Regions from separate parts of the Homo sapiens genome. Here region 1 is linked to region 2. The links are chromatin loops, found by intact Hi-C in ENCODE. Cell type or tissue: heart right ventricle. All regions are shown on one strand. Each heading gives the region's core, and the rest is flanking DNA. Links, peaks and the distances in the headings are about the cores only.

What was found. Hi-C counts contacts between places; a loop is a spot of excess contacts. Peaks named below come from ENCODE experiments on the same cell type or tissue, not always from the same donor. Only the 100,000 strongest peaks of a DNase experiment are listed, where the experiment ranks them.
Region 1: it touches region 2 in a loop (6-fold over the local background); 2 of 110 quality-filtered maps call a loop at or near these places.

What each region holds. Positions count from the first base shown.
Region 1 is chr9:25,574,074-25,591,374 of GRCh38, reverse strand. It overlaps LOC105375997 (a long non-coding RNA gene), which reads left to right and starts at 3,973. Exons shown (of 3, transcript XR_929526.4): 1 at 3,973-4,045; 2 at 8,738-8,830; 3 at 9,681-10,183. In heart right ventricle, for the core only: no CTCF peak of the experiment used is centred there; no DNase peak of the experiment used is centred there.
Region 2 is chr9:25,635,928-25,653,228 of GRCh38, reverse strand. No RefSeq gene overlaps it. Among named protein-coding and RNA genes, the nearest start is that of TUSC1, 34 kb to the left of the region's middle. In heart right ventricle, for the core only: no CTCF peak of the experiment used is centred there; no DNase peak of the experiment used is centred there.

The sequences.
Region 1 (17,301 bases), core at 2,999-10,998, 61 kb after region 2:
CTCGGCTCACTGCATCCTCCACCTCCCAGGCTCAAGCCATCCTCCCACCTCAGCCTCCTGAGCAGCTATGACTACAGGTGTGCAACACCACACTGACTAATTTTTTGTATTTTTTATAGAGACAGGCATTCACCACGTTGCTCAGATTGGTCTCAAAGTCCTGAACTCAAGTGATCTGGCTGCCCATCTCAGCCTCCCAAAGTGCTAGGATTACAGGCGTGAGCCACTGTGCCTAGCCTTAGTGCATATGGTTGTACACGAGGAAAAGAGAAGTTATGTAGTTAGTAGGTGACATTGCCTGGGACTCAAAATGACATATCTGTATCATAAAGTCTTGCAATTAATTAACTACAAAACTTTACCACAGGGGTGTCCAATATTTTGGGCCACTTTGGAAAAAGAGGAATTGTGTTGGGCCACACATAAAATAGACTAACACTAATGATAGCTGATAAACTAAAAAAAAAATCACAAAAGTCTCATAATGTTTTCAGAAAGTTTGTGAATTTGTGTTGGGCCGCATTCAAAGCTGTCCTGGTCCGCTTGCAGCTCGTGGGCTGCAGGTTGGATAAGCTTACTCTACCATCTCAGTATATATTTTAATATGTCAGATATATGATAGAATTTACTTTGAAGTAATTATGGGATACCATATTTAATAATGTCCATGATTTTTTTCCATCTGTTAAAAAAATTGCTAGGTTGTTTGGAACACTAAAATAAATAAAATTTTCTAAATACTTAAAAAAATTTGCTTAAATTGTGTTAAATATTTCTGCTCATTAGAAGAATAAAATAAACTTTTCGGTGACTCATCATCTCTGTTTCAGTTTCATTCTTGTCTAAAGAAAAAATAGAATGAACAAGAATAATTGTTTTGTACAATCGCTATAAATTCTAAATATGTTTGAAATGTCACTGCACACTGCTTACTAACATGGTGGTACTAAGTGAAGTCAGAAATATTAATGAGAGACCTTTGGCAACAAATGCTAGGGATAGTGAACAATACCTTTTCATAAGTACAACTCATGTAAGATGACAAATGTCTTACAATGCTGGGACAAACGGTGACAATAAGGAATATGGTGGTAAAGAACTCTGCTTCAGCACATTTGAAAGATAGAATTCTGGGAAAGGAAGAAAAAGATAAAAAATAGAGAAGACAGATTGAGGAGAGAAAACACGATTACAAAATTAAATGGTAAAGTAGGAAAAATACAAAAAAAATAGGATTAGTTCAAGGAAAACAACTTACAGGTTAAGAAACAACTAAAGAGGGCCAGACACGGTGGCTCATGCCTGTAATCCCAGCATTTTGGGAGGCCGAGGTGGGCAGATCACCTGAGGTCAGGAGTTCAAAACCACCCTGGCCAACATGGTGAAACCCCGTCTCTACTAAAAATACAAAAAAATTAGCTGGACGTGGTGGCAGGTGCCTGTAATCCCAGCTACTCAGGAGGCCAAGGGAGGAGAACCGCTTGAACCTAGGAGGCGGAGGTTGCAGTGAGCCGAGATCGTGCTACTGCACTCCAGCTTGGGTGACATTCCATCTCAAAAAAAAAAAAAAAATTCAATTATTCTCATAGCTTTCTACACCCTCTCTACCCCTGCATGTCCTTGTAACCCTCCACCCCAGCTTGAATTTGTTGACCATCATTAAACCATGCCGTGATACACACATGCAACTTCTTTACCACCCTCTCACTTTACATACTTGACAAAACATCAACCCTGGAAAAGTATAACTGTTATTATTTAGTTATTTTGAGATGGAGTCTCACTCATTCTGTCACCCAGGCTGGAGTGCAGTGGCACAATCTCGGCTTGCAACCTCCGCCTCCCAGGTTCAAGGGATTCTCCTGCTTCAGCCTCCTGAGTAGCTGGGCATAGGGCCACCATGCCCATCTAATTTTTTTTTTTTTTGTATTTTTAGTATAGATGGGGTTTTATCATTTTGGCCAGGTTGGTCTCGATCTCCTGACCTCAAATTATCCACCCGCCTCAGCATCTCAGAGTGCTGGGATTATAGGTGTGAGCCACCGTGCCTGGCCTGTACTGTTTCCTGCACACATTTGCATTCATGCAGTTGACTATGGCTAGAGAAATATCTAGAAACATGCTGATTATTCTCATCTAAAATTACTATCCACTAACTTTAAATGAATCTAAATACTTCTAGCATCATACAATTTCCAGCTTATTTATTATCCCAATGTCTTATTAAACATTTCCCTTTCTTAAATTTATGCCTATTCTTAGTCAATGACTGTACTTCCCAATTCACTTAGAAAATTGAAAGTTGCAAGAAAAATACTACAAACTTTCTTCATAAATCCTCCATCTGCATCTGTTTGCATGTGTCCTCTCTCTCTGTTGTTCCCAGGGATGAACTCACCATGCCTGTATCTAAGGCCCACCTGTTTACTGATATAATAGATTCATCTTTTCTTGCCTACTCAAAAACATCACTCTCTGTCCTCTATCACCAAATTTCCCTTTTCTACTCTATCAGTCTCATCACAGTGCTGTTCCCCAAAATTGTATGCTTCTATTTTTAAAAAAATTATTCATCTCTACTACCCTCCAGGTATCACACCATTTTTTTGCTCATCCTTGTAGCAAAATTCCTCAAAACAGTTGTTTACGCTTTCTGCCTCCAATTCTTTTCCCCATTCTCTCAGCAACCTTCGCCTCTCTACTAAAACTACTTCTGGCATGGTTACCAATGACATCACAATGCTAAATCTAATGGTCAAGTTTTGATTCTCATGACTTGATTTATCATTCACATAGGACATAGCTGAAGATTCCTTTCTCCTTAAATTGCTTTCTTCACTTGACTTTTTGACACCACATTTCTTCTGATTTTCTTTTTTCTTTGTCATCTTCACTATATTAATCTTTTTAATGGTTTTATCCTCATCTTCTTGATCTCTTAATGTTGGACTTTGTCAGTTGCTTTGACCTTTTTTCTATCTATGCTGTCTTGGGATTCTTATTTGGCTTTGTGCTTTAAATACCATCTGATGACTGACAGCATTTTCTTTCTAGTGTGGACCTCACCCCTGGATTATAGACAACTTTACTGTGATACCTGAAAAATGTCTAAACTTAACAGGTGCAAGCTAGAGCTCTTGATTTTCTTCTGTCACACAGATCAGGTCCTGGTACAATTGTTCCCACCTCAGTTAGTGGTAATTTCACTTTTAATTGCTCAGGACAAAATATCCCGCATTCCCCCAAGGGTTTTGTTAGTTTTTGTATATTGTCTCTGTTTCTTGTTTCAAAACTTACAACAGAAAATTCTGTTGTCCCTATCATTAAAATATATCTGAATTTTCCCATTTTTCAGTACCTTTTCTATAATCGTCCTGGTTCTATCTGCAAACACCCTGCTGTAGATTTTTACAATAGTTTCCTGACTGATCTTTCTGTTTTCATCTTATCCCTCTGAAGTCTGTTCTCAGCAAAGCATTCTGAGTAGATCTGCCAAAGCATGCATCAGCAGAAGTCATTTCTCTGCTTAAAAACTCTCCAGTGAATTCAGATTTTACTTGGAATAAAAGCCAATGTCTTTAAAATGGCCTAAAAACCCTACATGATTTGTCTTCCCACCTTTTATTATATTTCTCACTTCCTCTCCTACTACTTCCTATCCTTCCCACTTTTCATCAGCCATACAGATCTTCACAAATGTTAGGTAGACTCCCACCTCTGCAATCTCGCATTTGTTTATACCCTCCTTCCTATGATGCTATACCCCAATCTATCTACAGAGTGAATTTCCTCACCTCCTTCAAGTCTTTGCTTAACTGCCATCTTCTTGAGAGTTCTTCTCTGAGCCCTCTATTTAACTTATATCCCAATCCCCAACTAGGCCTCCTGGTTCTCCTCTGCAGCTTTATTTCCTCAGTAACACCTTGAATCTTACTCTATAGATTTATCAACTTTTACATGGTCTTTCCCACAGAAACTTCATGAAGGCAGAGATTTTTGACTATTTTATTTACTGATATAACCTCTATACCTATAAAAGTGCCTGGTATGTAATGAGTATTTAAGATATATTTTTGGTTGTCGAGTAAATGAGTGAGTAAATGAATAAATACTATTAACTGCAAGTTGCCTTAAATAAGAATATATGCTATACTGATCCTTTTTTTTTCTAAATTCAACTGTGCTTTTATATTTAAAAATTCTTTAAAATACATTTATTTACATTTTTTTTTTAACTTTTATTTCAGGTTCGGGGGTACATGTGCAGGTTTGTTATGTAGGTAAATTGCGTGTCACAGGGTTTGGTGTACAGATTATTTCATCATCACCCAGGTAATAAGCATGGTACCTGATAGGTAGTTTTTCTATCCTCACCCTCTTCTCACGCTCCACCCACATGTAGGCCCCAGTGTAACTGTTGTTCCCTTCTTTGAGTCCATCTGTAGTCAATGTTTAGTTTCCACTTAGGTATGAAAACATATGGCATTTGGTTTTTGTTCTTGCATTAGTTTGCTTAGGATAATGGCTCCACCTCCATCCATGTTGCTGCAAAGGACATAATCTCATTCTTTTTTACGGCTGTGTGATATTTTATGATATTCTTTTTTATGGCTGTGTGATATTTTATGGTGTATTTATATCGCATTTTCTTTATCCAGACTGGATAAAGTCTATCCAGTCTTTATCCAGCCTATCCATGTTATTGTTGATGTGCATGTTAGGTTGATTCTATGTCTTTGCTATTGTGAATAGGATTGTGATAAACATATGCATGCTTGTGTCTTTATGGTAGAATGATGTGTATTCCTAATTCCTTTGAGTATACACCCAATAATGGGATTGCTGGGTCAAAGGGTAATTCTGTTTTAAGTTCCTTTAGAAATTGCCAAACTGCTTTCCACAATGGCAGAACTAATTATACATTCCCACCAGCAGTGTATAAGCATTCCCTTTGCTCTGCAACCCACCAACATATGTTATTTTTTGACTTTATAATAATAAGCATTCTGACAGGTTGTGAGATGGCAAATCAATGTGGTTTTGATTTGCACTTCCCTAATGATCAGTGATTTTAAGCTTTCTTTCATATTATCATTGGCCACATGTATGTCTTCTTTTGAGAGGTGCCTGTTCATGTCTTTTGCCCATGTTTTAATGGGGCTGTTTGTTTTTTTCCTGTAAATTTGGTTAATTCCTTATAGATGCCAGATAGTAGACCTCTGTCGAATGAATAGTTTGCAAAAATTTTCTCCCATTCTGGAGGTTGTCTGTTTACTCTGTTGATAGCTTCTTTTGTTGTTGTTGTGCAGAAGCTTTTTAATTCGATCCCATTTGTCAATTTTGGCCTTTGTTGCAATTGCTTTTGGCATTTTCGTCATTAACTCTTTGTTTGTGCTTATGTCATGAATGGTATTTCCTAAGTTGTCTTCCAGAGTTTTTAGAGTTTTGGGTTTTACGTTTAAGTCTTTAATCCATCTTGAGTTGATTTTTGTGTATGGTATAAGGAAGGGGTCCAGTGTCAATCTTCTGCATAGTGCTAGCCAGTTATCCCAGAACCATTTACTAAATAGGGAGTCCTTTCCCCATTGCTTGTTTTTGTCAGCTTTGTCAAAGATCAGATGGTTGTAGTTGTGCAGCATTATTTCTGGGTTCTCTATCCCATTTCCTTGGTCTATGTGTCTGTTTTTGTACCAGTACTATGCTGTTTCGGTTACTATAGCCCTGTTGTATAGTTTGAATTTGGGTAGCATGATGCCTCCAGCTTTGTTCTTTGGGCTTAGGATTGTCTTGGCTATTTGAGCTCTTTTTTTGGTTTAACATGAATTCTAAAGTAGATTTTTTACAATTCTGTGAAAAATGTCAATGGTATATTCATAGGTATAGCATTGAATTTGTAAATTGCTTTGGGCAATATGGCTACTTTAACAATATTGATTCTTCCCATCCATGGGCATGGCATGTTTTCCATTGTTTGTGTCATGTCATCTCTGACTTTTTTGAGCAGTGTTTTGTAATTCTCACTGTGGAGATTTTTCATCTCTGTGGTTAGCTGCATTACTAGTTTTTTTTTTTTTGGTGTGGCAATTGTAAATGGGATTGCATTCTTGATTTGGCTCTCACCTTGGATATTGTTTGTGTACTTATTTTTGTACATTGATTTTGTATCCTGAAACATGACTAAAACTGTTTATCACATCAGGGAGCTTTTGAGTCGAGACTATGGGATTTCCTAGACATAGAATCATATCATCTATAAACAGTGATAGTTTGACTTCCTCTCTTTCTATTTGGATGCCTTTTATTTCTTTCTCTTGCCTTAATGCTCTGGTTATGACTATGTTGAATAGGAGTGGTGAGAGAGGGCATGCTTGTCTTGTGCTGGTTTTTAAGGGGCATTCTGCCAGCTTTTTCCTATTCAGTGATGTTAGTTGTGGGTTTGTCATAGATGGCTCTTATTATTTTAAAGTATGTTTCTTCAATGCCTAGTTTGTTGAGAGTTTTTAGCATGAAGGGACGTTGAATTTTATCAAAGCCTTTTCTGTATCTTGAAATGATCATGTGGTTTTTGTTTTTAGTTCTGGTTATGTGATTTGAGTCTGTTGAATTGAACTTGCATCCCAGGGATAAAAGCCTACTTGATTGTGATGGATTCGTTTTTGATATGCTGCTGAATTGGATTTGCTAGTATTTTGTTGAGGATTTTTGCATCTATGTTCATCAAGAGTATTAGTCTGAAGTTTTTTGTTGTGTCTCTGCCATGTTTTGGTATCAGGATGATGGTGGCCTCATAGAATGAGTTATGGAGGAGCCCCTCCTCCTCAGTTTATTGGACTAGTTATAGTGGCAATGGTACCAGCTCTTCATTATACATTTGGTAGGATTTGGCTATGGTCCTTGCCATTTTTTTCTTTCTTTTTTTTTTTTTTTTGTTGGTTGGTAGGCTTTTTATTACTGATTCAATTTTGGAGCTCATTATTGGGCTCTTCAGGGATACAATATTTTGAGGAGTTCAATCTTGGGAGGTTGTGTTTCCAGGAATTTATCCATTTCTTCTAAGTTTTTTAGCTGTGTGCATAGTGGTGTCCCTAGTAGTCTCTGAGGGACTTTTTTTTTTTTTTTTACTTCTTTGGGGTCAGTGGTAACATTCCCTTTGTTATATCTGATTGTTTTTATTTGGATCTTCTTTTTTCTTTATTAGTCCACTTAGGGGTCTATCTATCTATGTTATTCTTTCAAAAAAAAAACCTCCTGGATTCATTGATTTTTTTTTGTATGGTTTTTCACATATCAGTTTTTTCAGTTCAGCTCTGATTTCATCTTTTCCTTGTCTTCTGCTAGTTTTAGAGCTGATTTGCCCTTGTTTCTTTCATTCTTTTAGGTATGTTAAGTTGTTAATTTGAGATCTTTCTAACTTGTTGATTAAGCATTTAGCTTCGTAAACTTCCCTCTTAACACTGCTTTAGCTATTTTTCAGACTCTGGGATGTTGATCCTTCATTTTGAATGTATGTCTCCTGGCATTCTACATGAAACATTATAGACCATTGCTTTTACCTAGTTGCCTAACTACTTGTGCTCTCTGAGGCTTTGGATAATGTATGTTTTCAGAAACTAAAACTTTAGATTAAGAATCACTCTGTACATTATAAATACCGATTTAGGAGAGGTTTCCCAGTCTACTCACATCATAACATTATTTGAAATGGAGTTTGAACTCAATGACAAAACATAATGGTGCTATTCATAGACACACACACACACTCATACACACACAGTGGAATTCTTCTTTTAACTCATTTTTATCTATGTTTTGGAGGTTCATAGCATTATTTACTATTACTCTTTTTTACTTGTTAGTGCACTTGAATACAGGTTATTATGATACCTAATGGTAGCAATTTATTTTATTTCTTTGTATTTCTCTTCTTCCTGTACTTCAGATTTCTCAAATTCACTTAAAGCATGGCTTTTTAATATAGACATTTTTCAGTGTTACATAAGGTCTTGAGGTTAGGCCATCTTTTTAATTTTTTTGTAAAACAGGATTTTTGAGAATTTCAAATTTTTTCCTCACATTAGAAAATGTAGGAACCAAAAATGACAAATAGCATGGAAGAGAGCTAGGAGGAAAATTAAAATATGTCTGGACAGACTGAACACAGGCTCTCAAGTCAGAAAATCTGTGATACATACATGAGAGGTTCAGTCCACATCTAATCAATCACTGTTGCTGAGAGGGAAATAACTTTTTGAAGAGTTTCATGCTGAAGGAGGAAAGCTGGTTACTTCTGGTGCCATTAAAAGTTCAATGGTAGAGACAAATCACTGTTTGAGGACTATTTACTGGACTTGTTAATCTGTCCAGGATTCTGATTGTCAGAAGCCTAATTATTTCTTGAGTCCTTGATCATGATGTTAATGATCCTGATATATTTCCTGAATATTTAACCATTTTCCCCTCATCAGTTATTCTGAGAAGAGTCCTAAGCCCTTTCCACTGTTTTATATACTCAGTTTCATCTAGTTTGCAGTATTTTTGACTATTATAACATATGCCTATAAACACATTTAATTTTTAAATGACTTTACAGCACTTGACCATTATTTGAAAGCCCATTGCTTATACAAAGTGGCTCCTATGCTTGGCTTATAATTTAATGATTGAGTAAGCATCTTTTTTGGGTTCAAAATCTGGTCTTAAATGACATTAAAAATTTAATATAATTAACTGTTCACAGAGATTTGCATTTCTTCAAGCAAAAAGAGTGTTGCAAGAGAGACTTGGTGGCTTGGTAGGAAAAGCTGCATGTAAGCTAATGGCTCAAATGCAGGTAGGGGGAGTATTTTTAAACTTCTATTGTGATATTTTTTGCCAAAGTATTTGCCAAATCCCTGTCCTTGATGGAAGTATAATGGTGAATAGGGAAGCAGTTTTCAGTTATTATGTAATGTTCTCTGCAAAACTTTGCCAATTGGATTTTAATTTATTCTATATCTAAAACAAAAAAACAAAAAGGTAAAATGAAATATAACCCTTTATTTACATAAAAATGCACTGTAAGAATAAATTAAACTATTTCTATCCATAATATTACTGAGTTTTTGGACAAATGGTGCTGTATAAATGCAAAGTGCTATTGCTGTTACTTTTACCAGGACTGAAAATAGTGTGCAGAATAATGAGAACTGGAGGCAAATAAAATGTTTATGTAGTTTTATTCCTGAAGAAACACGCATTGGAAATATGTAAGCTTAATCACACCTAGTTTTTCCTCCTCATAATTCAGAACACATTTATCTTTGTTCCCCCACAAAACAAAATAGTTATTTCTAGCATTTGCTCAAGATCTTGATCTGAAGCTCATGAAAATGCTTCAGCTCTCTGCACCAACAGAAGGAGCCATTTGACAAATTGAGCATTTGAGTTATCACAATCTTATGTGATCTCCCCACAATGCTGTACACCTCTTATCTGATTCCAATAGTTCAGGGACAACTTAACACATTGCATTTATCTTTATTGTGATTTAATTTTGAGCAGTCAGGATCCTGAGTGGAAGGAGAAACTGCTAGAATTTAGAAATCAGGTTGTCCAGCCTGCAAATTGCTTCCTCTGTTAAATACTTGGAAAGACATCCATCACGACATTTTGACGCTCAATCCATTAATATCCCTTTTCAGTATTCCTGACCTCAACTGAGGATGCTGCATTCTTTGCCCTGTTTCTTCTCTCAAGTGATGCCAGCCCTTAGAAGAAAGAACCCAACATGACATAAGAGTCTTCTAAGCTGAGAGTAGCAAATGGCTGTGGAAATAACCCCACTTGATTCCTCATGATCCTTTGTGCTGTCTACTGCAGGCTGTCACCTCAATTTCTATTTCTTCCATAACTGAGGTAAAGAAGAGTTAAGAATTTTTGTGTGTAGCTATTGACAGTCACTTCACAGATTAAAGGATGTCCTTAATATAAAGTAAAGCTAAATATCAGAGACGACAAAAGGTCCATTTATTGAAGTTGAAGGTATGCTCTAGTAACAAGTGGTAGAAAGTACAGCAAGCTGAAACTCAATAGATGACTTCTGATAGTGATACCACCATTGGAGTTGGGTAATCTTCAATAAACTGGAGTGCTTTTTTTGTCCTCCAGAATCCTTGCCGTATATGGAGATGGACAAGAGATAATTTCTGAGGTAGTTGTATTTTATGCCTTTTAGACAATAAAAAATACGCGTTTGTTGCCAAGAAGTTGTAAATCATATGAAAGTTTAATGATCAAAATAAACCATTTTACTTTAATTCACTCAAAGACAAATGAATTTATATCTTATTCAGGCTTACAGTTGGAAGTTATAAATTTAAAGGTGATAAATGCACATACCCTAAACTTAAAATCTTTCAGCTTTTATAATATTTAATGCATGCTCTTATTATAAAATTATTACATACTAGATCATAACTTTTTAAAGTTATTTTCCCATTAAGAGCATCTTTACAATACTTACACAAGATATTTAACTTTTCAAAAGGTAAACACATATTTTGAAAGTTCTGTTTTGATTATTGTATTAATTAGGGAATTTAGTTGAGAAAATGACAGCTGATTATTTACATGGTGTGCAGTGATTACGTGGGATTAATTGTCCTTGTGTGCCCCATTGCTAGCCTGAAGATTCTGATTTTAGCAGAGAAGATGAAGATGGAAGGGTAGGATTTTTGAGGGCTTTAAAGTAATTGAGAGATATGCAAGTTCACGATTTTATAGAAAAAGGCTACAAACTAAATTTCATGTATAGATTTATTAGTATCTCCTTGTATGACATTGAGCAAATCACTTCAACTTTTTGAGTTTCGTTTTCCCATTTGTAAACTAAAGGAGTAGGATTTGCTGATTACATATTTTCTTTAGCTCTAAAGTCCTATGAATACGTGCATCTTTGAGCCAGACATGAATTTCCCATCACTAATAACTATGTGGTTAAATTCCCATAGGAAAACTCTGTTCACTCTCTTTTACTTTCATCATTTGTTGTTCTGCCAAAAAAAAGAGATCTATATTAAGCCTCAAAGAATGCACTCATTTTGATTTTTAGAAAAATCCCTTAAATTAAAATAAAACTACATTTTCCAATTTTACTCTTTCTGTTCATAAATTTATGGCAATAACCATCCAATTTTTTTTATACCAGTGTGGCCATTTAAAATTATGAAATGCAGTTGATCAGTGCTTTACCTACTTAGTTAAAGGAAGATTTTTAACAGGTTAACTCACTTAGAGATTAAGTGTCATGACAAAGATTTGTGAATGTATTTCTTTGGAGAGAACTGTTTCTCTTCAGTGGGTCTCTACCCACCAAAACTTCCATACTACACAACTCTAGCAGGTGCTATATGTAGCTTAGTCTAGCTGTATTACGCTCTTTCTATTTTTCTTCTATCTATCTTTTCCAAAGGGCAACTTATTGTGGTAATCGTCATTACTTGATGATGTGAGGCTGAATTTTGAAAGATAAGATCATTATATGCTTACCTTTTTTGATAATTATTTAAACATATATGTCTTAAGTCTTGAAAAGCTTATGTATTATTTTCAATACACACAAACATATACCAATCTATTAGTGATGTATATTTTTTCTCAAGATTAAATTCACTAGAGGATGGGAAACTATAAAAATATTTAATAGCAGTGGCATTTAATAAAATATGGCTTTTTAAATTGGTTCAGTCTTACGCTTATTTTTATTCTTTGATTTCCCGTGGTTGCTCATCCTTTGATCCAACACAGGGAAGCGTTTAATAACAAGTAGGTTCCTCAAGTGGACTATGCATGTTCTTCTGAGTTTAGAAATATATTCTAATTTTAGTAAGCATGTACCTCAATCGCTAAGAATAATAGTAGATACTAGCAAATAATTCCAAGTGTATCACAAGCATAAGAAAGAAGGTTCCAGTGGGAACTGTTACTTTTGTATATATTCCTTTAGAACTGAATATACTTGCTCATTTTAAAATACGAAGTTCAGGTACAAACATCATTAGCTTTAGTTTAGTGGCAGTCATGAATTGACATAAACTGCAAAACATAAATTATGCTTTTGAGTTAAGCCAACTGATTTAATATTACTTTGATATTGCCTTATTATGTTCTGCAAAGAGTAAGAGATATTGGAGTCAGATTTGGCATTAGCATAGCAAAGTTATCTAACAAACAGGGTTTCTGGCTTTGTATTAAGGATCATAGGAAATAGGAGACAGATTGGGGAAAATGATGAAGCATCTAATATTTGCCTGTGATATGCCTGCGAATTTGCTATTGGGGGTAAAAAAAAAAAAAACCCAATAGTTTTCTAATATTTCCCAAAGGAAAACAATTAATTAGGGGTTGTTGGTACATTTAGGGTGTTTTGGTCAAATTTTTTGTAGTTGCAAGTGAGACAGAGAGCTAACCCAAACTATCTTGGGAGAAAGAAAAAAACAGAATGTGATTTCTCATGTAACAAGCAAGTTTGGTGATATATTTGTCTCGTGAGACTCAGCTATGTCCAGGAACTCAAAAAATATTCTTTCTTGGCTCTGACTCCCTCTGTACATTGACTTCATTCTGCAGACAAACTTTCTTCATGTGGAGATAAATATGGTGCCCTCATCTCCTCTAGATTCATATTTTTCCTTCTTAAGAAAGCTATGGAGGAGAAAAATTGGTTCTATTAAAAATATCCTGTGGAAAAAAGTGCTTTGGCCTGATTTGGGGAGTTTTTTGCCCACTTTTATTTTCTGACAGAAGACAGGCCACTGATACATGAAAAAAAAAAGAAAAATTCTCCAAAAGGATGAAAAAAAAAGAGAGTGGAAAGCTGTTTCTGGGCAGACAAAAACTAGTTATCTTGGCTATTATGTTTGAACTCAGGTTACATGTTGGCGTCACTGAAACTCTGTTACCTGGATTATCACTGATTCAAGAAAATTAGTCAATATTATGTGGGGAAAAACAGTTTTGGTAATAAAACAATTTTGGAAAATATTTGGTTAACAAGACATTACAATTTTTTTTCTACCTTATTATTTACTAAGATGCAAACATAATAGATATCAGGTCTTAAAGGGAGAGGGATACAGAGTTCCATATGAAAATTTAACATCGTAAGAAATGTACAAGAGCAAGTTTCATGACTTTTGCACCCTCTGACTCAGCTACAGAATACAGTCAGCCCTCCCTATGCGTGGGTTTCATATCCTTGGACTCAGCCAGCCACCAAATAAAATATTCAGGAAAAAAAAAAGATTTTATGCAGTTCCAAAAAGCAAAACTTAAATTAGCTAGGTGGCTCACATCTGTAATCCCAGCACTTTGGGTGGTCAAGGTGGGTGGATCGCTTGAGCTCAGGAGTTGAAGACCAGCCTGCATAACGTGGAGAAACCCCATCTCTAAGAAAAATACAAACATTAGCTGGGTGTGGTGGCACACACATGTAGTCCCAGCTAACCTGGGTGACAGAGACCCCATCTAAAAAAGAAAAAAATTAAAAAAAGAAAGAAAAGAAAAGCTTAAGTTAAATTAGCAGCTTACAGAGTACTAGGTTGAATCTACACGAATGAAGTGATGTGTAGGCATTGTGTTAGGTACTATAAGTAATTTATAGACGATTTCAAGTATATGGAAGGATATATGTAGGTTATATGCAAATACTATGCCATTTTATATAAGGGACTTGAGCGTTCTCAGATTTTGTTATCCATGAGGGTCGCGAAATCAATCCCCAATGGATACTGAAGGATGACTATATAAACCACAGAAAGAAACAGGTGATTTGTGAATACGTAACTTTGGCGAGAGCAATTGCTATGCTGTAAGTCTCAACTGTCAAAGCTTTCATGCTATACAACTTCCGAGGGTGCGATACTTTCTGTGAAGTACACCCTTTTTTTCCCAGCTGTCGGTCATTCACATAAACTGCATGCTGTATCACTTCCTGTAGTCATGAAATACACTGCCTCTCCTACACTTACACTCACTGCTGAGGGCAGTGGGGTATGCGACCTTGCCAACAAGCCTAGTGAAGAGGGCTTTCATGGAACTCCCAGAGTTTAAAATATGCTCCCTGCCATCTGGAGACCCTGAAGATGGCTTCCTGACCCATTTTCAAGAAAACCAAAGTGGCATTGACAGCAGCGTAGAGAAGACTATATTGGGATTAACTAGCATACTCAGAGTTTATCAGGGCAAGGGATGTATGAATGTTTCCTGTAAATGGATGTGATCACAAAGGACAGAGGTCAGGGTGGAGCAGTCTTGACTCCTGGCTAGGAAAGTTACCTAGTTGGGCACAGGGATGCTAGCAGTAAGAAGCTGGACATGATTATGGGTTAGCTAGCAACGACAGAAGAAGTCTCAAGTGACTACATGGAATTTAGTGGGTCAAATAAACGTTTACAGAGATTCCCACTAACAAAAAAATGCTCATAACCAAGAACTGTAAACTTGACCAGACTCGAAAACTATGAATTGATTTTTCATTAAGTCCTTTACTATGCCCTTATTACTCTTCCACCCATCCCTGAATCATCAGAGGGGTCAGAATCCGGGGGAAAGGAGAGGCATGAGAACATTAAGTTTAAGGCTATAAACTGTATCTTTTCATTCAGTGTAAAACAGGCTTTGACTGGAGTTAGAATGAAGACTTATATCTTGGCATAGATAATCTAATTTATGTATTGAAACTGTTTTTTCACTAAAGTACCTCTAGGGCAATCAAATCATCATTTAACAGTAATTAATAGATGGGCCTGCTAAAGTTTTCATTTATGAGTCAGATTAGGTTAATTCCATTGAATACATTTTTGAAGGGACAAACAACACTATAATTGTACTGTGATTGTATCACGAATGATGAGTTAAACAAACAAGATTTTAGTTTTTATTTGCTTTTAATCACAGTATTTTTCAGGGCTATTCACATGCTATTTAGTTTGGGAATTTACCAAAAAGTGCTATAGTTGATGGTGTTTCCCCAATTTATTGATCATGGGGCCACATATAAATATATTTTACAACATAAATACTTAAATATCAAAAATATAATAGTGCATAGCACCATACTTGGGGAACTCTATTGCATGTTAATATATAAAACATGAGTAATAAGCACAAAAGATCTGAGTTTCTAGAAAAAAATGGTGAATAACCTCTTTTAGCATTCTCCAAAACTCAGTAGGATAGAATAAGAATACAATAATGTGCAATACATGCATCTTTTGATTGAAAATGTATTTATTTGCTCTCTTTTTTATTATTAATTTTGCTTGCTATAGAATTCTAGGTTCAAAACACATGTAAGCAAAGTCATTCAGAAGAGTTGAAGGTCAAGGATATATAGTAGGTATGTGAAAAAAGGGAGGATGCATAAATTGGTATAACAAGGTATAATTCAGCCACGAAACTGTTAAACAGGCAAGAGATGGAAGTTATAATTCTAAAGGTTACAACTTATGTTGATGACATGACAGTTATGAATATTTATCCACCAAACAGCATAGCAGAAGCTGTCATAAAACAGAAGCTATAAGAGATATGAGGCAAAATAGGCAGAAACACAAATATAATAGGATACTTTAATACCTTCTCTCTGCTAAAGATAGATCAACTAGTCAAAAAAGCAAGAATATAAAATATCTAAACAAAATAAGTTATAAAGTAGATCTTACAGGTAAATAAAAAATTTTGTACTCCCCAAATTAGAATAATTAATAAATTATTGGAAAATAGAAATCTTAAGCTAGAAAACATGTAACTAATAAAAGTAGTTTCATTAAAACAAAATAAATAAAAGAATAACTAGGAATATCCTAATCAAGTAAGTAATGGAGAGTATACAAAATAATTAGTAAAAGGAGGGATATATCCAAGATAGTAAAAACTTTAAATATTTTGAAAAATTTTATGCTATATATTTGATATTTTTAAGAAAACATAATTTACCAAAACTGACCCCAGAATAAATATAAAGTTTCATTCTGTTAACACAATAAAGAAAATGTACAAAAGGCTATCTTTCAGAAATGTACCAAGTCCAGCTGTTTCCGCAAAATAATTCTACATATCTTTAAAAAACTTATGACCCCGGGCGCGGTGGCTCACGCCTGTAATCCCAGCACTTTGGGAAGCTGAGGCGGGCAGATCACGAGGTCAGGAGATCGAGACCATCCTGGCTAACACGGTGAAACCCCGTCTCTACTGAAAATACAAAAAATTAGCCGGGCATGGTGGCGGGCGCCTGTAGTCCCAACTACTCAGGAGGCTGAGGCAGGAGAATGGCGTGAACCTGTGAGGCGGAGCTTGCAGTGAGCGAAGATCGCGCCACTGCACTCCAGCCTGGGGGACAGAGTGAGACTCGGTCTCAAAAAAAAAAAAAAAAGAAAACCTTATCACAACTTATCATAATGTTACTTAAATGTTTCAGTGCATATTTAATGAAAGAGAGCATCCACTTTTTCTAGAGAAACGAAATAGAACATTTATAATACATTCTCACGAATACTGCACAAAAATAAAAACTAAAGACCATCTCATTTTTCCACAGATCTATATACCCAGTCTATGTAAAACACTAGCAGAGCTCAGTATCCCCTTCCTCATATTAAAACAATAAGAGGCTAAAGTTTTATTTGAATATGCGAAGATGAGACTAGTCTCAGCTGGCATGCAGAGCAGAAGCATTTGCCATCAATTAACATATGCAGGCGGAAATTAATGGATCTATGAGTGCTGGAGACGAGACAGTGATAAAGATAATATTGATAATATTTTAAGTAAGAGGCTATTAGGAGAGATTATCAGTAATGTAATTTATACTTTTTGAATAAAGTAGATGATTTGCAATATTATTTTTTGTATTATTATTACAAAAGCAGTAAATGTATAATTTAGAAATTAAGAATAAGATACCATATTCCTACTACCCATAGATTGCTGCTATATATATTTTATGTCTGTCTTTCCAGATCTCTTCCAATGTGTGTGCATGTGCGTATGTTTCTTTGTGTTGTGTGTAGGCTAAAACCTGTCTAAACCATTTTACTTGGAATTGTCGGTTTCACTTGGAATTTGTCAGTATATAGCAGACTTCTGGTACACCTGTTGTCTCCAATATGGACACTTCTCCAACTGATCACCAATCCTATCACCGACACTGACATTCACATATCGAACTCTTCTTAAAAACAATGCTAATGTGCCATTTAAAAAATACACTCTGTTTCTCTTTTACTTATAAAATAAATTCACATTAAATAAAAAGATCTGGCT
Region 2 (17,301 bases), core at 3,826-11,825:
TTTTCAAGGGCAGGTTCAAATAAATGATGTAAGGTGTAAGGCAAGCTAATACATATAAATTCTTAAGGAATTACCAGAAATGGTCTTTACAATTTGGCATGTTTTTGCAGTGGCTGGTACTGGTTGTTCCTTTCCATGTTTAGTGCTTCCTTCAGGAGCTCTTTTAGGGCAGGCCTGGTGGTGACAAAATCTCTCAGCATTTGCTTGTCTGTAAAGGATTTTATTTCTCCTTCACTTATGGAGCTGATAATTTAGAGGAAAAAATGAGTTTAAGGGAGGTAGACTGGGTAAAGTCATTTCTCCTCAATAAAGGAGTGAAATCATGAATTAAATTAACTGATTTGCTGTCTTAAAAGTGCAAGTATTAATGAAAATTATTTAAAATGTAGTCAACTGGGGGATAAATAAAAGGATGGCCCAATAATCCTGAAAGCTCAGGTTAGTCTGGAAAGAAAAAAACAAACATTACAAAGAGAAAAAATTATATTGGGCCTGAGGATATAAAGCATGCGAAAGACAACCCTGAAAAAACAATTCTCTCTCTTTTTATATCGGGCTTAACATCAGGATTGTTAAATTGATGAGAAGGAATTGTGGGTTTTCTGTAGAGATGGCAAACTATCCCTATGTCTGCAAGATGCTGATCAGAGAGGGTGTACACTTACGCAAAGAAAGACTGGATTTTTATGAATCTCAGGATTTCCTCTTTCCTGGAGTAGGAAAAATCAGCTAAACTTAATAACTTTGCTTATAGCATAGTAACATCAACTCACAGTATTGTTGAGAAAATCAAATGAGATGCATGAACGTGAAGGTGCACTGAAAATCTACAACTCCATAAAAATGAAAAGGATTTGCTAAAGCTAAGGGAAGCAATATTTAAGATAACTTTTATTAAAACTGATTTTTAAATTATACCAGAAATAAGCCTTATCTTATTGATTCAAAATAACTGGTTCTATCTCAAGATGATCAAAGCAATTAATCTAAAACACTACTCTAAAGAGATTAAAATAATATCTGAGTGTTATATGTTATAAAATTTGTGGATATACTCTTTAATTGTAGGTATTCAACATTCACCAAAGAAAACTAAATTCAATTACTTCTAAGTCCACCAGACCTACATATCTTACTGCTTCTATCATGTACAATTTATATGAACTACTTTTCTTATTACTTTTTGTGCCAGTTGAAAGTAAGTCTTTCATAATGAGAATTATTTGCTCGATTGGTCTACGTGGATATTGATGAAGCATAAAGCCCAGCTGACACATAATTTTTGAACATGGATGTGTTCCTCCTGCTGTCTTAAGCAGGAAAAGAAATAAAATAGTTCGCCTTAACAGGTTGTAGTCTAGTATTATGGAGAACAGGTCTCAACGAACATACATATGATAAGAGATTGAAAATATTTTAAAATATCCATTATTTTATTAACAAAACAAGCAATCATTCATTTGTGAAATGTATGTTGAGCACCTGTCCTGGGAAAAGCATTGTGCTTAGTGCCAGTTAATATCCCAAAAATAGTCTGTCACTGCCTTGGAAAGCCCAGAAATAATTGAATGAAGGTAAACTGTATATAGATAGATAGATATTTAGATCCATATATATATATATATATATATATGTGTGTGTGTGTGTGTGTGTGTGTGTGTATACACTATTTATTTAAATCCAGCATAATTTACTGTTTTTTTGTTTAGTTTTGTTTTATAAAATGTCTTTTCAGATTCTGGCATAGGTTAATTAATTGGGATGATGAAAAGAAATAAGAAGGCTACACTTAAAGAGGCAATGGAGTCATAGTATAGGCATGCCGCTGTGAGACACTGCTTTTGAGCCTTTCTAGTTTACATGCACAAAACTCTTCCTCTATTTAATTCTCCTGATGTATACAAATTTTCACCAACTCATTTAATATTAGAGACAATGTAAAAGTGAAGATTCACAAATTCAACTCTAAATGAAAACATTACTTTTCTCTTCTTCCAAAAATGTATTTTGAAAGGAAAGAGATGAGTTTTTCTAGAGATGTGTCTAATTGTTTGGCAATAATCTGTGGTCCTTCAAAAATAGGACTAATTATCATCATGAAGGCAGGGAGGCTTAGATGGCAATTTGTAATTTTTAGCTGGTTTTTACTTGCAGCATTTTAAAGTTGTTGCAGCAGGAGGTAAAGTACAAAGTCATGTTTATTTGAATAAAAATATTTAAAATGCTATATTGTGAAATCACTAGAATTCAGAGGAAATGAATACATGTGTTTTCAGTTTTTATTATTTAAACTTTCCATGTATTTCACATCATGGTAATCTGTGGTTTGCTTCCTCTATGATCCTTTTAAATGTACCCATGACTTAGATTGTTATGTACTTACAGATATTGTCTAATACTACACTGACCAACATGGTAGCCACTAGCCAGATGTGGCTTTTAAGTATTTGAAATATAGCTAGTCTGAATTCAGGTGTGCTGTAAGTGCAAAATACACACAGGATTTAAAATACTTAGGAAGAAAAAGTAAAATATCACATTAACCATGTAATATTAATTACATGTTGAAATGATAACCTTTTGGGATATGGTGGATTAAATAAAATATATTAATATAATTAAGTTTTTCCATTTTACTTTCTTAATGTGGCTACAAGAATATTTAGAAATATACATGTGGGCTGCTTTATGTTTCCATTGAACAGTGCTTTCTAATAAGTACAGAATACATTGGGATTTTCTCCTCTTAAAACACCATTTTCTATTAACAGAGCTTTAGATTAAAATAGTTTTTTTAAAAAAAATCACACAGCGTAGGTATACATTGAACTTTTCATTTACTAAAACCATGAGCTCCATTTTAACAGAGCTGCTGATAAGCAGCCCAACACTGTCCTGCAGTTTACTTTATATACTAAAAATGTGTATATCCCACTTACTTGCAAAAGTATTTACAAAGATTGCCATAAATATAATTAAATGCAGCAGTTACCAAAATGTCAAATAGAAACAAAACAAGATAGAGGGAAAATAGGTATCATTATGAAATAAAATGTTTATTGTAATTGATCAGTCATTTAGTTCTTATAAGGAGAAAATGCAGCCATAAACATCATCTTGGTTTATGGTACAGTAAAACAAAAATTTGGATTCACCCATTATTGGAAACTGTAGTTCTTATAAAGTTTTCCATAAATTTTTATGTATAGTAGAAAAAAAATGGCAGAGATATCCTGGAGAGGTGATGAAAATCAGGATACCTGAAGAACATACTGCTGCTATATCTACTTATCTCACTGACATGTCTGCATGGTCTCCACAGAAGATTTTAATCTTTGATCTAAAATAATCATGATATGAAAAGTAGTAATAAAAATCCCCTTCATGCTGGATGTGGTGGCTCACGCCTGTAATCCCAGCACTTTGGGAGGTAGAGGCAGGAGGATTGTTTGAGCCCAGGAACTTGAAACCAGCCTGGGCAACCTAATAAGATCTTTTCTCCATAAAAAGAATTTTTAAAAAAAGAAAACAGAACCCCATTCATCAAATTCCAGAAATATTGGAAGAATCAGTGATGATAATTTGCAACAATATTACGAGCGATAAAAAAATAAAATATAGCAATTAAGTTAATACAAATTAATTAAAAATTAAAAATGGGCAATTAAAAATGTGCAGTTTTAAGGAAAATCTGAAGGATCCGTGAAATGTATCAGTATAAGAAATTTAAAAAATTATGTGCTGCTTTTCATCAAATCTGAAAAAGATAGAAAATTGTAGTGAGCAGAGGGAAGAAAAAAATGTGCTGGAAATGATGTAGGAGAAGTAGCTGAGAACCAGATCTGCCTTGTAAACTGTAAGAAGTTTTTATCTTACTCTAATGTGACATCAAGCCATTGGTTTTGAGCACTGGAAATACATAATGTAATTTCACATTCTAAAACATCAATCTGACTGCTCTGTGGCAAATAAGCAGCAGAGGACCAAGGGAAAAAATCAAGATAATGCTTTTAGACATAGACATGGAGATATATCCTGCTACTTGGATACAGGAGTTTGAGGCTCAGGAATAGATAAGGGTAGATAAGCAAATTTGTGCATCAGCACATAGAGGGTAGGATAAATCTGGGGAGTAAATATAAATGTAAAAGAGAAGGGGCCCTGAACTTCCAAATATTTTCATTTTGTCTAGAGATGCCAAAGCCCGAAAAGTTAGAAGGTACGTCTCGTGAGATAGAACAAAACTAGGAGTGTGATACTTCGTGAATGTCAAGATCCTACAAGAGGAATGGGGGATTATCAAGTGTGTCAGATACTGTGGAGAGGCTGAGTAAGAAGAGAACATAGAAGCAACCATGATATGTCATCGCAGGGGTCGTTGGTGACATTGACAAAAAATGATCTCAGTGGTTCAGGTGAAAAGAAAGATTGGAAAGTGTGACAATGGACCCTGGATGCCACAATTATGAACAACTTTTTAAAGACTTTTCTTTAAAATGACCACCTAAGCAACAACAACAACAACAACAACAAAATATCATTTTGTGAGTGGATAGTCAAGGGAAACTTACTTTTGTTTTGTTTTTTAAATGATGAGAATGATACAATGGAGAGGGGCAGATTGATGATCTTGAAGGAAGAGCTCATGAATAGAAGACTAAAGTTCTCCAAAAGAGGACATTGGAAAAAGAGCATGGAAACCTGTGTATGGAGTGGATTGGGCTTAGGAGGAAGCAGGGACATTTCAGTCTTTGACCTAAAAAGGAGAGCAGGTAGTATGTAACGAGATACAAGTGGGAAGGCAGATTTATTGGAGGGACTCTGAAGGTCTTCATTTCTTCCCCTATTTTCTTGACAAAGTGTGAAGAAAAAAATCATCAGCTGAGATGGAAGGAAGTGGTTTCTCTCATTACAAAAACAATGAAGTCATTGACTTTAATAAAGAGCAGAGGTCTGACTGTTTTTAAGGTCGAACACTACATTTTCCTTCCAAGTAAACTTGAAACTGTATACATGATTCTAAATGATTGAAGGATTATCTTCAACCCAGATGCTTGATAGTTTTGTGTCACTTCCTACTGTAGGATTTACGGTGGTTTGTGGAAGCAGGAATATACACCAAGTGACTTCACTCACACTTTTCTTATTTTTTGAATCATTGGTATTCATAGCAAATTTGGAGAACAGTCAAGAGATAGTTCATATAAAGGTAGGCTGAGGTTTAAAATAAAAGAGGTTAATATTTATGTTTTCCTGAAACAATGTTTATGTACAAATTGAACAAAGAATCTATTTCTGTTCTTAGACATAAAAGATTTTTTTAAAAGTTACAACTAGAATAGGCTAGATTCTTGGCATCTATTTTATTTCCTTGCAACTACAGAAAATCTGATTTCCAAAGACAAAGATGAACATTGGTACTTGAACTGTGATGATTATATCTTAATGCATTTATTTTTAAGGATAGTTTCACTTTGATATGACAATTTCAGACTGAATTACGAGCCTATGTACTAGAATGGTCATTTCTTACCTGCTGGAAATTAAAGCAGTATTAAATTCTTGTCTTGAGGACACTGATCATTCTTTAAACATCAGTGCTATCTGAGGAAAACTACAAATAGTACTGTAAAAAAACAAAAAGCTAAATGTTATTATCTTTTGCAATATCTCATATTGTTCAATTTGGTACATTGGTATTAAAGATCTGTTCTTGGCCGGGCACGGTGGCTCACGCCTGTAATCCCAGCACTTTGGGAGGCTGAGGCAGGCGGATTGCCTGAGCTCAGGAGTTCTCAACCAGCCTGGGCAACACGGTGAAATCCTGTCTCTACTAAAATGCAAAAAATTAGTCGGGGGTGGCAGCACGTGCCTGTATTCTCAGCTACTCGGGAGGCTGAGGCAGGAGAATCACTTGAACCCAGGAGGTGGAGGTTGCAGTGAGCTGAGATTGAGCCACTGCACTCCAGCCTGGGCGACAGAGTGAGACTCAGTCTTAAAAAAAAAAAAAAAATCTGTTCTTTATTATTTGTTGACTACATAAAATTTTTAGATGTGCAATTTAACTGTGTTTTGGTTCAATCCCTTTGGAACTTCATAATGTTGAGGGCTTTCTTAAAAGGTATTCCTATAATAAATTTATAATATGTCCAATTTGGATGAGACAACTGATCCCTGGAAATCTGTGGAGGTTACTAGGTGTAATGTGATAAATCTTGGCCTCTAGAGTTAGGCAACTTTGAATTCCAGTTCTGCTGTCTTCACTTACTTGATTGGCAATCGTGGGTAAATCACTTTGCCTCTCTTAAAATAAGTTTTCTCATGTGCAATATGGGGAAAGTGGGGAAAATAATACCACCTCTAGAGTTGTGAGGATAAATTGAGGAAGTGAATATTAAACTCTTCTGCAAAGTATCAAACATGCCTTTTCAGTGGCAGCAAGTGCAGTACCATATGTGGAAAGCATGCAGCTTTTTCACAGGGTAGGAGTCGTTCTCAGATATTTAATTTCCTCACCTCTCTTGTTGGACTTTTCATTTTTGATTATTAAAAGCAAATTTTTTGTAAGGTGTTGCAATTTACATTTTATTTCCTAGTATTGCATGAGTGTGTATTTTATCTATCTATCTATCTATCTATCTATGCTAGATATGAACCATAATAGTAAAATTGACACCTGTGAATTTATCACCCAATTAATAAACTGGGATATAGCAAACACTGCTTCATCAGCTAGGTGTCTGTTGCTATTCCATCTGGTATTGTTTGAATATTTGTCCCCCACCACAATTTATTTCAAAACTTAATTCTCAATGCAGCAGTATTGAGAGGTGGCCCTTCTAAGCGGTGATTGAATTATGAGGGCTTTGTCCTCATGGATAGGTTATTCATAGGTTAATGGGTTAATGAATGAATGGGTTATTATGAAAGGAGACCTGGTGGCTTTATAAGAAAAAAGAGACCTGAATTAGCACATGAGCACGCTCAGCATCTTTCCCATGTGATACCCTGAGACACCTGGGGACTCTTCAGAGAGATCCCAGCAGCAAGAAAGCTCTCACTATATGCACTCCTTTATGGTCTTGCCTGCCTCCAGACGAGAACTGTAATAAATAAATTCCTTTTAAAATTACTCAGTTTCAGGTATTATGTTACAAAGAACAGAAAATGAACTAATACACCATCTTTCTGCCTCATGGTCGGGGGTGTCTTAATTTGAAGTTTGAATTTATCATTCTCCCTTTAAAAATAAGCTTTCATCATATATAAAAGTTTCCCTAAAATACTTTATTTTGCTTTTGTGAAATGTATACAAACAATATTTTATTCTTGAATATTTTACATTATTTTTGCTCAATATATTTCTAAAATGTGTCCATGAGTTTGCATGTTTTGTGTTTATTGTTACTGTTATAAGATATTCCATTATGTAAATATAATAAAATCTGGTAGCTTTTTGTGGCTTATTTTCAGCTGTTTGTCTACTGGGAACTCTGCTGTATCTTGTACTATTCAGAACAATTAGTACAAGTTTACCTCAAAAACATATAATTACAGGGTTTGTGGTTTCAATTTTATAAGATCGTGTTATATTGTATTTCAAAATGATCATACCATTTCACTTGATTGTTATGTAAGATTTCTTGGTAATCTGTAAGCTTACCATCTTTTTTTTGAGACGGTCTCACTCTATCATCCAGGCTGGAGTTGCAGTGGCTCACTGTAGCCTTGAACTCCTGGACTCAAGTGATCCTCTTGCCTCAGCCTCCCAAGTTGCTGGGACTACAGGTGCACACCACTGGGTCCAGCTATTTTTTTTTTTTTTTTTTTTTTTGGTCACCATGGGGTCTTGCTATGAGGCTGATCTCAAACTCCTGGCCTCAAGAGATCCTCTCATCTCCAGCTCCCAAAGTTCTAGAAACTTACCATCACTTAAAATATATACTTAATTGGTTGATCACCAATCTCCAATCTATCTATCCCTCTATCCATCAATTCATCTTATTTTCAATTGCTCTGACTAAATTGAGGATATCAGTACTTTTTGACACCAGATACTTCAGATTAATATTTGAGTTCAATATGTATTTAAGTAAGCTTTTCTAGGTAAAAATTTGCAGTGAATGCACAAACCATATGTGTACCATTTCATGAGTTTTAATATATGCATACACCTGTTGCACGACTCAAATGGCTGTCAACTTACAGAACATCACCATCCTTCCAGAAAGTTCTCTAATGCCTCCCCCCATGTCAATTTGTGCACCATTCCATGAGGCAGCCAATGTTCTAATTTTTTCACCATGGATTAACTTTCATGTAGATAAAATATTTTGTGTAAGTCTCTTTTTGGGCCTTTTTTAAGGTATAAATTACAGAATTAACTTGTCAGTTTCTAAAAATATTTAACTTTGATTCATATATTGAATCTATATATAAATTTGTAGATCTCATAGTCCATGAGAGTGATCTATCCTTTGAGACATTTTAAATATATTTCAATAAAATTTTATATTTTTTACATAGCATTTACATATGTTTTCTTAGAAATTTCTTAAGTGCTTTACATTTGATAGCAATGATACATGATAGATATGATGATGATGATGATGAATGATGATTACTATATTCTGTGTTTCCTACTGGTGCACAGAATTTAATTTTATTGTAGTATATTGATGCCATGTATTCAGGCATATTGTTAAACTTATTATTTCTACACTTTTTTCTGTAATGCTTTTGATGTTTCAAAGTAGTAATTACAGCATCTGTGAATAATAATTTTTATATTGTTTACAATTCTAATAATCTTATTTTTTCCCTTTCTTTACCATGGTAAGACTTCCAAAAGCATGTGAAATAGAAGCAATTATAATGTACATCTTTACCATATTTTGTTTTTAAAAGGTCTGTTTTTAGGAAGATAACACTTTTTCTAGCTCTTTTTCATTTTTGCTAGTTTACACTTTGTGAAAACTTTCATAATGAATGTATTGAATTTTATTTTCTATAAAGATTGAGATGATCATACAGTATTCTCCTTTAATTTGCCAAGAAGCTAAAAAACCCACACATATTAAACCGCCCTTGTATTACTGGATTGACCTGGATTGATCATGGTGTACTATATTTCCTATGTAATGAATTTAGCTCTCTAAAACCTTGACATTTGCATCTATGCTCATGAGTAAGCTTGGCTTGTAGTCTATTACTTAAATGAAATTTATCATTTTATATTAAAATCTGCTTTTACTTTCTCACACTCCCTTCATACTCCACTTAAACTGCTCCCCTAATTTCAGTTAGTTTATACTTGCCAGCACTTCAGAGTTAAATAAATAATCCTTCGATTTTATCGATTTAACCCATCATAATGGATTTGGATTCTTTTCAGTTAGTTTGACCTTTTTCTTAGAAATAATGGCATTTTGTGGATACTGACGAAACCTAGAATAGACAAAGGCAAAGCTTTCTCATTTACTTGGGGAATTTTAGCAAATTTGATATAGGACCTATAAGACATTGGAGGACTCTATAGGAAACACAACTTGGCTCCTTACCCAATTTCAACACAGGTACTGTTTGACTAAGATTTGTTTAAATACAACACAAAAACAAACAACACTTTTTCTATAATTTATAGTAGGGTAAGAGGTTTATATGTTCATCTTTTCTAATGTCTTATTTTTATTCAGGTGTCTGAGGCCAACAGAATGGCTAAGATGCATTCTGGTGTTTCTAATTATATCTCTGTTCTATCACAACTATTATTTTTGCTAGGAATATAATTTTACTCCTCTTCCCTGCCCCCAAATTAAATATATTAACTTTAATTTTGCTTTGTTAGTTGTGAAAAAGAATGATAGGAAACATTTTTCTTTATGATTCCTGACTATTGACTCTTTCCTCCACTGCATTATTTTTTTCATTAAGATTATTTGAGGGTAGTAAAATAGTGCTATATATATATATAGTGTATATATGTATTACTGACAAACTAATAAATAAAAATTTTATTTTTTATCAATCCATGCATTTTCATTGCAGGATTGACTATGAAATAGGAAGCCACTTATATTTCTAAGGAGAATTTTGCCTCATAATTACCAGTCATGAAAATATTACTTCTATTATATAGATAACTATACCAATTTTAAAGGTTCATTTTAGAAGGCATTATTAATTGCCATTAGTGTTTAGCTGACTTCTGTTAAAAATGAAGATTATAAATTTCATTTAAGCTTTCATAATTCTGACAGATTTTCTGAAATAATGTTCTGTTTTTCCCACAAAATTAGTCCTGGGTTTCCTTACCTTGGTGATATTTCAGTAGCATTGCTTCAGCATTGTTATAGATAGGTATATGTCATTGCAATATTATTTGTTTGTTTTGTTTCCATGTGAAACTTTACTGTCTCTATGAAAAAAAAAAAAAACTATAAAATTCAGGACAAAATCTTGTCTTCTTTTTTTTATTATTCCAAACTCCTCATACTATACATGTGACTTATAGGAATTAAAGTGTGAACTCAATATATTGTGTCTGTGCGGTTAAATTTTCTACTATGAAAGTTAAATCTGGTAATCAGTTAAATATAATTATTTCATCAATGTGCCAGGTACTGTGTTAGGTATTAGGAGTGTTGCTATCAATAAACCAACCAGTTGCTACTAGTAATATATTTACAAAATGTGTTTGTATTCGTTTCTTCTTCCTGCTGTAACAAATTACCACCGACGTGGTCACTTAAAATAACACAAATTTATCTTACAGTTCTTGATGTTGCGAGTATGAAATTGGTCTCAATGGACTAAAATAGAGGGAATGGCAGGAATATGTTTTTTCTGAAGGCTCTAGGGCAGGGGTCCCCAACTCTGGCCACTGATAGGTACAGATCTGTGGCCTGTTAGGAACCTGGCCGCATACAAGAAGTGAGTGGCAGGCCAGCCAGCATTACTGCCTGAGCTCTAGCTCCTGTCAGATCAGTGGCGGCATTAGATTCTCAAAGGAGCACGAACCCTATTGTGAACTGCACATGTGAGGTATCTAGGATGCACACTCCTTATAATAATCTAAGTAATGGCTGATGATCTGAGGTGGAAACGTTTCTACCAGAAACCGTCCCCCCATCCCCCATTTGTGGAAAAATTGTCTTCCATGAATCTTGCCCCTGGTGCCAAAAAGTCTGGAGACTGCTGCTGCAGGGAATAATTTATTTCTTTGACTTTTCCAGCATCCAGAGGCAGCTCAGTTTCTTGGATCATGGTGATGATCCAAGAGCTCAATAGCAGCTCAATAGCTAGTGGAGTCATTCTTATGCTGTAGCACTTTGACGTTGATTCTCCTGCTTTTCTCTTTCACATATATAAGGACCCTTGATTTTACATTGAGTCAGAATAATCTCCTTAGTTATTACCAGAATAAGGTCCTTATTTTAAGGTCATCTGATTAGTAACCTAATTCCAGCTGCAGCCTTAATTTCCCCTTGCTATGTAACATAATGTATTTATAGGTTCCAGGGATTAAAATATGGACATCTGCAGGGGTCCATTATTCTGCCTACCATCGTACTCAATTCTAAGCACTATACCAAGTTTCAGAGCTTTAAAATAAAGAACTGAAAGTATTACCTATACATTTTTTTGTCTAAAATTTTTTTTCACTTACTCATTACATAAAAGTGTTGAAAACTGATTTTGGTTTATTTGGATAGTTACATAGTTCTGTTGATTTTGCAAAAGTTAAAATAACACAGATTTAAACTCTTAGGCAAACATAAGAGTTCCAGTTTTAGAATTGTGTTAATTTTAGAAACAAAGGACAGAAAGAGATGTTTATGAATATTAATTAAGTAGGTTCTAAAATGAATTATAAGTGAATACAATTTCAGAACCTAATGATTCAGCTTCTGTGTATGACATATTAAAAATGACAGCAAGGTTTGACACTACTATGTTTACTTTAATTCTTTATGACCTTATTTATTTAACTTTTCAGGGGCAACAGAAAGAATTAGGTATGTGAATTTTTAACTTGAAGGTTTCTGACTCCAACTCTGTCAAGACCGCCTGACCTTTCAGCTTGAAGTGATTTGATTTGGTCGGCAGACATGATGGTCATTGTTTCATGTATAAACAAAAGTCATTTTTTTGGTCTTTCAAGCTAGATTTTAAATTTATTGATATGATAAAAATAGAATTAGATTGAATATCATGAAATGATTAACATTATATTTGTGTTGTGATAAAAACTATCATTTTCATTGATGCTTAGCCAAGATAGCTTGCAACATGAGTTCCCCAAAGGTCTTAGGATTTCCATGTTGTTTGTCTTCAATATCTCTGAATATATTTTGCGTAACTCATTGGTTTGGGGGACGTCTTACATGAGATGTGAATGCATAAAGGCATAGGTCAATGACTTATGATACGTAAAAGAGTTTTTATTTTATGTTGGACATAAATTTGGAGCAAGAGTAATTATAGTAAAAGGTTACTGTTTAAATTCTTAAGCAAATAAGGAAGCTTTAGAACATCAGGATTTCACATGCTTCTTAAAGCTATATTTGTTGCCATTGCTGCTATTTCTGATATGACACTAAATTGACATTTGTCACTTCTTCCTATATCATGAAATTTTAGGTAGCCTCTTTTAATTGAAATTGCATGGCTAACTACTGAATCTCAAACACCTGTTACTATATAGATTTTGTGTACTCAATTAACATTTGATTACTGAGAGACAACTCTTTATCTGTTTTGAAATGGATGTATTTGGTCATCATATTAAACCTCCATCTTATGTGTTTAATCCAAACATTGCAAAGAGGTTAAAAAGCCCAAGATTTTATTATGTTGTGCTTTAATTGCATAAATGGATTTTTACATTTTATTTTTTTGGAGAAGGAGTTTCACTCTTGTCACCCAGGCTGGAGTGCAATGGCGTGATCTCAGCTCACTGCAACCTCTGCCTCCCGGGGTTCAAGCAATTCTCCTGCCTCAGCCTCCTGAGTAGCTAGGATTACAAGCATGTGCCACCACTCCCAGCTAATTTTTTGTATCTTTAGTAGATATGGGTTTTCACCATGTTGGCTAGGCTGGTCTCAAACTCCTGACCTCAAGTGATCTGCCCTACTGGGCCCCCCAAAGTGCTTGGATTACAGGTGTGAGCTACCGCACCTGGCCTACGTTTTAATTTTTATGTTAGTTTTAATTTTGTTTTGCTTAACATTTGGATTCTTTGGTCACTGAGGATTTAGAGAGGATTAAAAACTAAACTTGAATTTGAATGTAGCTCCAGATTTTTAAAATTTTTGATTTTTTAATTTCCTTGGATAAATAGAAAACAATAACATCTATCTTTCTAAATGGTAAAGATTAAAAGATATAACATTAACACAGTGTCTTATTTGTACTGTACTTATTTGACTGTACTTTTATGCATGAGCATTTTTTTTACTAACACAGGATCAGTGGGGTATTTGAGGGCTAAAAAAAGAGGTTATAAGGAGAGTTTTACTCTTTTCATATTATTATACCTCAATTAGTATACCTTCATCTTAGGTGACTTGTTAAAGAAGGAAATTTAGAAGAGAAAAATCTTATATACCTCAAGGAGTATTGGTAAAGAATTACTGAAAATTAAGCCATATGTTTGCAAATCCTATCAGAAAGCCCATAAGCATATGTTTTTCAGTTCTTGTTTTTATGAAATTTAAACACCTTAAGTTCAGGAAACATTTTATTATTACGTATTTCTAAGTACCTCAGGCTATTCTTTATCCTCTTAAAAATTAATAATCTGATTGAAAATGTTGTGTTACCCTTTTCAACAAGCATTTGAAAATTCTTTGAAAATGAAAGACTTATGAACAAACAAATGAAAGGTTTATGAGAATAAAGATGACTATGATGACGATGATGATGGTGGTGGTGGTGATGATTATGATTATGAAGAAGACAATGATAAGATAAAAAGAATTTAGTGTTCACTGTTTGGTGTTACTGTGGTAGACACTCAGATGAAGAAGGTGCCATTATTATTTCCAGAAGAATAAAACTTAAGAATATAATACTTGAAGACAGATAACAATAAGGGATCTTGTTTGGTGAGGTTTAGAGGAAAGAAAAGGCATCTTCTGGTAGAGAAAGAGGACCTGAAATTTTAAAGAAGGTATCCAACCAGATGATTTTTCAGGTGAAAGGCTATATATTTGTTTTGTTTTTTGTTTTTTTTTGGTGGAGTCTCACTCTGTTACTCAGGCTGGAGTGCAGTGGAGTGATCTCGGCTCACTGCAATCTCTGCCTCCCGGGTTCAAACGATTCTCCTGCCTCGGCCTCCCTAGTAGATTGGACTATAGGCGCATGCCACCACGCCTGGCTAGTTTTTTGTATTTTTAGTGGAGACAGGGTTTTAAAAATATCTTTGTATTTTTTATACACATTTGTCCATGTCATTTGTGGTTATTTCAGGGAAAATCCAGAGCATATGTGCCCCTTTTAAGTTTATGTATCTTTGTAGACACTTTCTCAACTGACTTGTATACAATTTTATATTCTATTATAAACGCCGTTGTTCTTTGCACAAAAGACGTGCTAACAAGAGCTTTGATTTCTCAAATGAACCCAAACATTTCTAATTAAATGAGTGTATAGCATCGTTTAGAGAAAAATTCCTAAGGCTTCCAATAAAATTAGTAAGTAGTACATGTCTACAATAATAGACTTTGGTAACATTAATATTTGAATGGAAGGCTACTTTTGTGAACTAAATAAGAAAGTCTTGCAGAATTCTTGTGCTTCAATTTTTTAATACTATTTTCAGTGGTTTGTTAAACTTAATGATTAAGACAATTCTTTTCATAGCTATGAAGAAGAAGTCAGGAACAAAGTTTGCCTCTAATTTAAAGTAGTTGGTTTGTGCTGCTTTTAAATACTTTAGCTGATTCCCTAGTTGCTTCAGTACATATATCTCATTTACCCAATTAACAATAAGATTATTGAGGACAGAGACCTTTTTTAAAAAAGAAAAAATTAGCCATGTCGCTGCCTAATATCTTACAAATGAGATATGATAATAAACTGAATTTTGTTTATACACACAATGTTAAATGGATGCAAAAGAATCCTCAGCATATATGTACCCTTCTATTTATGTTAATTCTCTGTCACTGAAGCATAATTCACAATTCATCACAACTCATTTTATATAACATTTGGTCAGAAAAATCTCAGAAATGGCTGTATTATAGAAGGCCTAAAAGGAAAGTTTTTAGCGTGTTATAAACTATATAAATATTTTGAACTCAAAAGTATGGAAATTAGATACAAATAGAGTGCTACAAGTGAGAACAAAACTTGGTACAGAGTGAATGCATTCCAAATAAAAAAGAAGTAAAAGGTCAAGACATAGAAAATAAGAGTAGAATATGGGAGCACTTCTTATTTTTTGTTTGTTTTTCATAACTAGCAAATAACTCATTGTTTTTACCTTTGACAGTAACATTTGTACATAAAGGCCATTTTCATTAACCTTAGGTTTATAATTTCCAGGCTCCTCGCCCAAAGGCATTGCTGTTATTTACAATTTTTCTTAGTCCTATGCAAAACGAAACAACCATCAGTGTAAGGCTAATATATGTTAAGTGCCTCAGGCACATTTCAATTAAGTATTAACACAGATTGGAAAATTTCCAAAACATTTAGTGAATATTACTTTCAATCATTTTCATTAAAATTAATAGCAAGTGTTAAATACTAATATACCAGGGAGCTGGGGGAATTGAATTCTTAGCATTTAAAGGACTGCTTGTACTAACGTAGAAGAAATTTTACTACAATTCGGCCACATATTACCTAGTACTGTTTCTGTATTTTGTGTGGATAGAAGGATGGGAGTTATGTGTAAATTAATTTTAATACTTTTACATTGTGACTTCAAAATTGGATGAGTATATTTACTAGATACCAAAAATAAAGGGCTGCCATATGAATAAACTTAAAACCTCAAACTGTACGCATCCATCATTTACCAAATGTTCCGGAGGTACTTAGACATGTTTGAGAAACTAGTTTATAGAAATAAGACAAAGAACTGTCCGAAGTAGAGATTACTATGCCAATATACAAATACTAAAATCGTTATAAGAGAAATCAGTGACTCAAAATTGTGTCTATGAAAAATTGTAAGTAGAAATAAGAAATAGAATGAAATAAAATATGTTGCTGAAATATCAAAATAAGAAATCATAATGGTCAAAATTCACCTCTCAAAATAGTATTATATAGAATATGACCTTTAAAATGAAATGAAAATCACTGGCTTTCCTCACTTAATAACTCTTTATCTTCTTAACAATAAAAAGGTCTCTATCTGTAAACCAATTTACAATGTTTTTGGTACTATTAACAGCATTTTTTAAATGTGGTATTTTATCAGTTTCGGTCTATGATGTACATACATACATATATGTGCATGGATATATATATATGCATATAACATAATATATACACATTATTTCCACTTTTAGTGATTTTTTAAATCTTTTAAAGATATTACACATGAACACTGATTTTTCTTCATTTCAAGTCAATGTCATATAAACTCCATAAAATGGAATATGAACAAGTTAAGGACTTGTTAGTTTGCTTCTGTAACAGAAGCACCATTTTTGATGTTAGTAAGTTTTGTTTTAAAGTTTGACTACTTGTTCTAAGTTTCCTTCAAATGTAAGAGAAGTAAAATGATATTATACAAGGCCATAAAAGACCATAAACATAAAACTCTTTTCTTTGCCATAGGAGTGGCCTTTCAATTGTCAATTTGCTAGATGCCCACCTTTGCAAAAAGCCACTGAATGCGATTGTCACTCTAAGAGGGTGGGATCCTACAGCCAGAAGAATAATTAGCTGAGAAAAAGTGGGAAGGATAATTGTCTCATACTCCTTGAGTTAGGTGTGGTGGTCAAGGTGAGGCATCATTGGCCATGAGTCCAGAGTCCAGAGTCCAGAGTGGGAACTGACTGCTGCTTTGTGGAATTAGAAGGGTTGGCAAGACCACGAAGTAGCTTAGTAACTTGGATAGCCATTGAAGGACTAAAGGTGAGGGCTCTGAGACAGCTCCTTAGGAGAGAGTGGCTATGAGAGAACAGTCATGAGAAACTACCAAAAAATATGGCACAAGAATATAATTCAAGTTTATGTTTCCCACGGATTAACATTGCTTGTGAGTACCAAAATACACGTGGTACAAATAGGAGGGATTCAGACTGAAAATGTTATTTCCCATCTCTGGGATAACTT